Linked DNA regions of Homo sapiens: region 1 is linked to region 2. The links are chromatin contacts, found by Hi-C or POLR2A ChIA-PET in ENCODE. All regions are on one chromosome and are shown on one strand. The core of a region is the stretch at or near the end of the contact, and the rest is flanking DNA. Distances in the headings are between cores, read along the strand shown. Region 1 has its middle 100 kb from the start of MIR5192. Region 2 overlaps COMMD1 (copper metabolism domain containing 1).

Evidence for each region. A loop is a pair of places that touch in the nucleus more often than their neighbours do. ChIA-PET counts read pairs that join two places held with the same protein, here RNA polymerase II (POLR2A). Pooled maps may share reads with other maps.
Region 1: a map with no recorded cell type shows a loop between it and region 2 (6-fold over the local background). The contact joins two enhancer-like sites. A Hi-C loop is called at or near these places in 1 of 168 maps with a recorded cell type or tissue (left ventricle myocardium inferior), 14 of 37 single-sample maps with no recorded cell type and 12 of 50 pooled maps. POLR2A ChIA-PET finds 5 or more read pairs at or near these places in 6 of 52 experiments (AG04449, B cell, MCF 10A and 3 more).

Annotation. Positions count from the first base shown.
Region 1 is chr2:62,305,440-62,308,223 of GRCh38, forward strand. No RefSeq gene overlaps it. Among named protein-coding and RNA genes, the nearest start is that of MIR5192, 100 kb to the left of the region's middle. RefSeq lists enhancers at 1-372, 373-898, 464-533, 574-643, 1,364-1,653. Within about 2 kb of position 1,477, at least 18 of the 41 ENCODE cell types and tissues checked have a DNase peak (open chromatin) inside an H3K27ac peak, as active enhancers do.
Region 2 is chr2:62,037,935-62,040,656 of GRCh38, forward strand. The region is part of intron 2 of COMMD1 (copper metabolism domain containing 1); the gene reads left to right. Among named protein-coding and RNA genes, the nearest start is that of COMMD1, 130 kb to the left of the region's middle. Within about 2 kb of position 1,462, at least 5 of the 41 ENCODE cell types and tissues checked have a DNase peak (open chromatin) inside an H3K27ac peak, as active enhancers do.

The DNA.
Region 1 (2,784 bases), core at 227-2,726, 270 kb after region 2:
GTTGTGGAATCATTGGTGGAGACAGGATTGGAAACCTCTTGCAGCCAGAAAAATCACCATCACAGAGGGAGACTAGAAACCATCTCTGGGCCTGAACCTATCTTTGCTCCCGCCTTTCTTGTGCGGTCAGGTGGTTCTGGGACAGTAACCTCAGGCAGGTGAGAAAAGTGGCAGTGCAGTCAGACAATTCACAGAGGCCAGACGGGACAGGGAGAACTGGAGCTTCTGAGTCTTATTATCCAACCAGCCAGGCAGTGGGGGTGGGCTTCGCTCTTCTCTGCAGAGAGGCCTCCAGAAGCAACCTTATCTCAGGCACAGCTTATGAAGCTCTTTCCTGTGAGCCAGCCACCAGTGTGCTCAAATCTTAACAAACAGCATGACCTTTACTTAATAAAGGCCTGGGGGAAAGCCAGGGCAAGCGTTCCCACTTTAAAGTGCTTCATAAACGACGTGGCACCTGCAGTCACAAGGATGACATGATTAGCCTGCTGTCACCTGAGTCATTTTTTCCAGATGTGGTGAGGGGCAAGGCAGCCAGCTGGTGTCATGGAAAAAGCTCTGGATTCGAGTCTCGGTCAGATGTTGGCTACCCACTCAAACTGCTGCCGTGGCAGCCCTGCCTCCTTGCACGGCCGTTTCACATCTCTGATGTGGGAGATGAAGAGGGGTATGATCCATGCCTGGTATTTTGCAAACAGAATGCATGCATTCATAGATATGAGAGCACTGAAAAAACCCAAGCTCTTGATTCGGCAGCCAGACTGTGTAGGGGGATGTTCACTAGACTTGGTGTTTAAAGACTCAGGTAGGATCCAAGCTAATTCTATTTTTTTTTTTTTTTTTTTTTTTTTGAGACAGAGTCTCCCTCTGTCACCCAGGCTGGAGTGCAGTGGTGCGATTTCGGCTCACCGCAACCTCCACCTCCCGGGTTCAAGCAATTCTCCTTCCTCAGCCTCCCAAGTAGCTGGGATTACAGGCATAAGCCCCCAGCCTGGCTAGTTTTTTGTCTGTTTGGTTGGTTGTTTTTGTTTTTGTTTTTGTATTTTCAGTAGAGATGGCATTTCACCATGTTGTCCAGGCTGGTCTCGGACTCCTGACCTCAAGTGATCCGCCCACTTCAGCCTCCCAAAGTGCTGGGATTATAGGTGTGAGCCACCATGCCCAGATGGATCCAAACTAATTCTTAGTCATGTAAATCTAAGCAAGTGACTTAGTGTCTCCGGATCTCAGTTTTCTCCACTGTGGAATGGAATGGTTATAATCACCCTGCACCCGGCTCTCCTGAGAGGTAGATGAAATCAGATGGGGATGCATGGGAAGTGCTGTGGGGGCGGCGTACTCCGATGTTATTTGATGCTGTCTAAGGTTAAGCCTTCTTATTTGGGCTACTAGGGCAGAGCCCATCTGGGCCTCCCAAGTCCATTCTCTTTCAAGAGAAGAGAGCAGCTGCCAGTTGCCCTGGTAACCCAGACCAGCAGCAGGCTTCCTGCAGGGACTTTCCTGCCCTGGCACAGTTGTCAGTTTCCCTTCTCAACCTTAGCTGAGGCCGAAAGTGTGGTGGAGACACAGGTTTCTCAAGCAGGGCCCTCAGCAGAGCACACCGTGCCCACTGGCATTATTGCCACAACTTCTCCTTGCTTTGTGGAAGAGAATCTGGTTACACATCTTACTGGTTTTTCTGCTTTCTTTCTGTGACTCATCATGTTTGTGAATATTTCAGGTAAACACTTGGAGGGGGCAGCCTTCTTGGCTCAGTTTTCTGCTCTCTGTGTTCTCTGTGCCAGGCTGGTGACCCTCCTCTCTGTGTCCAGCCCCCTGTCCCCTGGAAATAGGTAAGGCATCTGAGATTGCTGGCTGCCTCGTCTGTCTTCAGCCAGGACCTGAGGGGTTTGTCTCTGTAGCAGTGGAGTTCATTCACTGCTATCCTTTGTGAAGAGTGGAAGCTGCCCATTTCTCCCCTGCCCTTCCTGACAGGAAACTAGCACTGGCTGAAATTTCTCCAGGGCTGACCTGCCTCTCGGTGTCCTGGTCCCATGTTCAATATAAAAGTCCTATGAATCGCCACAGTCTTCAGGAGTAACACTTCCTATTCCCAGAAAGTCAGGACCAGCCTGGGAGGACTTCGCACCTTCCTGGGATTTGCTCTTTTGACCATCCCCTATCTGTTTTCCTGTAATTATCTGCTGTGAAACTTACAAAACTAAAATGCCATGAGTGCTTATCTACGGGGCAACCAAAAAAGAGAAGGCCTTGAACCTGAGTCCCTCTGTACATGTGGGTTTCTATGAGGGGTGGGTAGGCACTGCCTGATGAGGGGGCAAGAAAGCCTAGAGCTGACAGGGCACCAGGGAGGGGCCGAGGAGCCTGCCTAGCAAGGAGACCTGTGGGCGAGTCCCTGATCTGTGCCAGCCAGGAAGTTGTAGAAGGCAGGGAGCAGTTGCCATGCTTATGTGATTCTTGTAGGAGTGGTCCCTGAGATTAGTTGGAAAGGCCCTTTATCAAGGATCGGAGCGCTATCCAAACTCTTGGTTCACAGGAATAATAAGTGTAAAAGCATGTAACATCCCTCGTAGCTGTCCTTTATCGACGTTTCCTCTGTGCCCTGCCTTATCTCATGCTCATGTTAAACCTGGGAGGTGGTAGTTTTATCATCACCATTTTACAGAAAAGGAAAACCAAAGAGCAACCACGTGGGCTAGGAATGTCGCATCCGAGTGGCTTTTACAGAAGCGTGCTAGATGCCAGGTGCCCTGCAAGGTGCTTTCCCAAGTACCATCTGGAATC
Region 2 (2,722 bases), core at 212-2,711:
TATAAAACAGAACTAATTCGGTCTGCCTCACAGAGTTGTCCTTGGATAGTGGTCTTAAAAACTGGTGAATCAGTCTGGGCATGGTGGCTCACTCCTGTAATCCCAGCACTTTGAGAGGCCGAGATGGGAGGATCACCTGAGGTTAGGAGTTCAAGACCAGCCTGGCCAACATGGTGAAACCCCATCTCTACTAAAAATACAAAACTAGTCGGGCGTGGTGGCATGCACCTGTAATCCCAGCTACTTGGGAGGCTAAGGCAGGAGAATTGCTTGAATCCAGGAGGCGGAGGTTGCAGTCAGCCGAGATGGCGCCATTGCACTCCAGCCTGGGTGACGGAGTGAGACTCTGTCTCAAACAGCAACAGCAACAAACAACAACAACAACAAAAATAACCAAAAAACGATGAATCAAAATGTATTAAGTAATGAAGATATTGTTAATAATAGCAGCAATACTCCAATAACTGAGAAATTGAAAATGGCTTTGAATTTTGTTGTAGAATTTATCACAATAACGTATGGCTTTCTTTTTTCCAATTTTCTGTTATCTAGGCATGATTGTTTCTTTTTTAAATGTTTTATTTTTTGATATTTTATTTTTTATCATTTATTTATTTATTTATTTATTTTTGAGACGGAGTCTTGCTCTGTTGCCCAGGCTGGAGTACAGTGGCACGATCTTGGCTTATTGCAACCTCAGCCTCCTGGATTCAAGCAAATTCTCATGCCTCAGCTTCCCAAGTAGCTGGACTTACAGGCATACATCACCACGCCTGGCTAATTTTTGTATTGTTAGTAGAGCCGGGGTTTCACCATGTTGCCCAGGCTGATCTTGAACTCCTGACCTCAAGTGATTTGCCTGCCTTGGCTTCCCAAAGTGCTAAGATTACAGGTGTGAGGCATCACTCCTAGCCTGTTTCCTTATTTTTTTAATGTTAGATTTGTTGGCCACCTTCCTTAAAATTTCATTTCTAATGAAAGACAGTTTATGTATACTCATATACACAGCATATATAGTTGTGTGTATGTATTTTGAAAAACTTATATTGATTTTCTTTTACAGTTTCTAAGAACGTAAGTAGATAAATGAAGCTTAATTTGGAGAAAACTTTAACTTTCTCTGCCATTCCCAAGAGAAATCAAGCTCAGAATGCTTGCATTTATTTCCAGCCTTTGAAGGGCCAGAAAATTGTGCCTGAAAATTGGGTTAGCACATTTTCTGAATCTGACTGCTGTTAAGTTACTCTGTAGTTGGGTTGGATGCTATTTCCTGTCTTCTTTCCTTCAAGCAGAGAATATGCACTTCACATTTTTTAAGGAAACCATTCCTAGCTTGTATATTCATTTACATTCTACATCTTATGATTGCAAGGATACACATAAAGAGTAGGTCTTATTCAGAAAAGTCCTGGCAGTTGTCCCAGCCTTAAAGAGAACAAGCCTGTGCTCTTCCCTTTTACCTGATGGAATATCACTATGGCCTTTCTTTGAGGAGTTGATTAGCAAACTTGACTCAGAGAGGAAGTGAGAATAGCACATTGTGGTTAGGTGGTGCTGGCTGATTTTCTAGCTCTTGCACAGCATATGCCTCTTAAATATCAGGGGGAGTAAGCTGCTCTTGCATCATACCACCATGGTTGGATAGCCCAAGTTGCAATTTCAAGTATTGCTGGCCAGTTTCTGGTACGTAGTTATGGAAATATAGGAAAGCACAATTCTGTCTGACGAAGGAACATATATATCTGCTTGTGGAGTATTAAGTGTGAGATATGCCAGGTAGTATTTTCTATCTTTTGGAAGTTAAGAAAATTAAATACCTGAAAAGAAGTGTTCTTTTTTCTTATTTAAAGCTCTTTCTACTAAACACAAATATCCTTAGAACCAAGAATTCCATAGGAACTATGAAACCTAACTGGTCAAGTATTTTCTGGCATAGTAACATGTAGTTTTATTGCCCAAAGGCCCTCCTGGGAAAAATTTATATAGCTAGCAATCCCTTTGATAATCATACCAATAGCCATTTGTTAAGAGTACCGCTTAGCTGGGCACGGTGGCTTATGCCTGTAATCCCAGCACTTTGGGAGGCCAAGACTTGGGGGATTGCGTGAGGCCAGGAATTTGAGATTAGCCTAGTCAACATAGAGACCCTGTCTACAAAAATTACAATAATTAGCTGGGCATGGTGGCATGTACCTGTAGTCCCAGCTACTTGGGAGGCTGAGGTGGGAGGATTACTTGAGCCTAGGGAGTTGAGGCTGTAGTTGGCCATGATTGCATCACTGGCACTCCAGCCTACGTGACAGAGTGAGACTCTGTCTCAAAAAATAAAAATAGAAAAAGTACCTATTATATGCCAGTTCTTAAAAAATGTATTTTAAGGTAAATAAATGAAGACAAAGGTCATACAAGTTAGTAGCAGGGCCAGAGGGTTGAGTACAATTCTCCCTGGTGTAAAACTCATTTTCTTTCCCTATGTTCTCAGTGAAAAATCATTTATAAAATATATCTTTTACTTTTCAGAGTATAGTTTCTCTTGAAAACAATTTATGTGAAGTGAAACCTACTTGTATTTTTCATGGTGAAATTAGACATAATATCCCTAAAAATGAAAACCCAAAAGACAAAATATTTCAGGAAGAAAATTAAGGTTGGAGTTCTTGGAATTATATATCACCAAGATCAATTTGCCTTGCTTGAGGATTTTAGTATACACCTGTCAGTT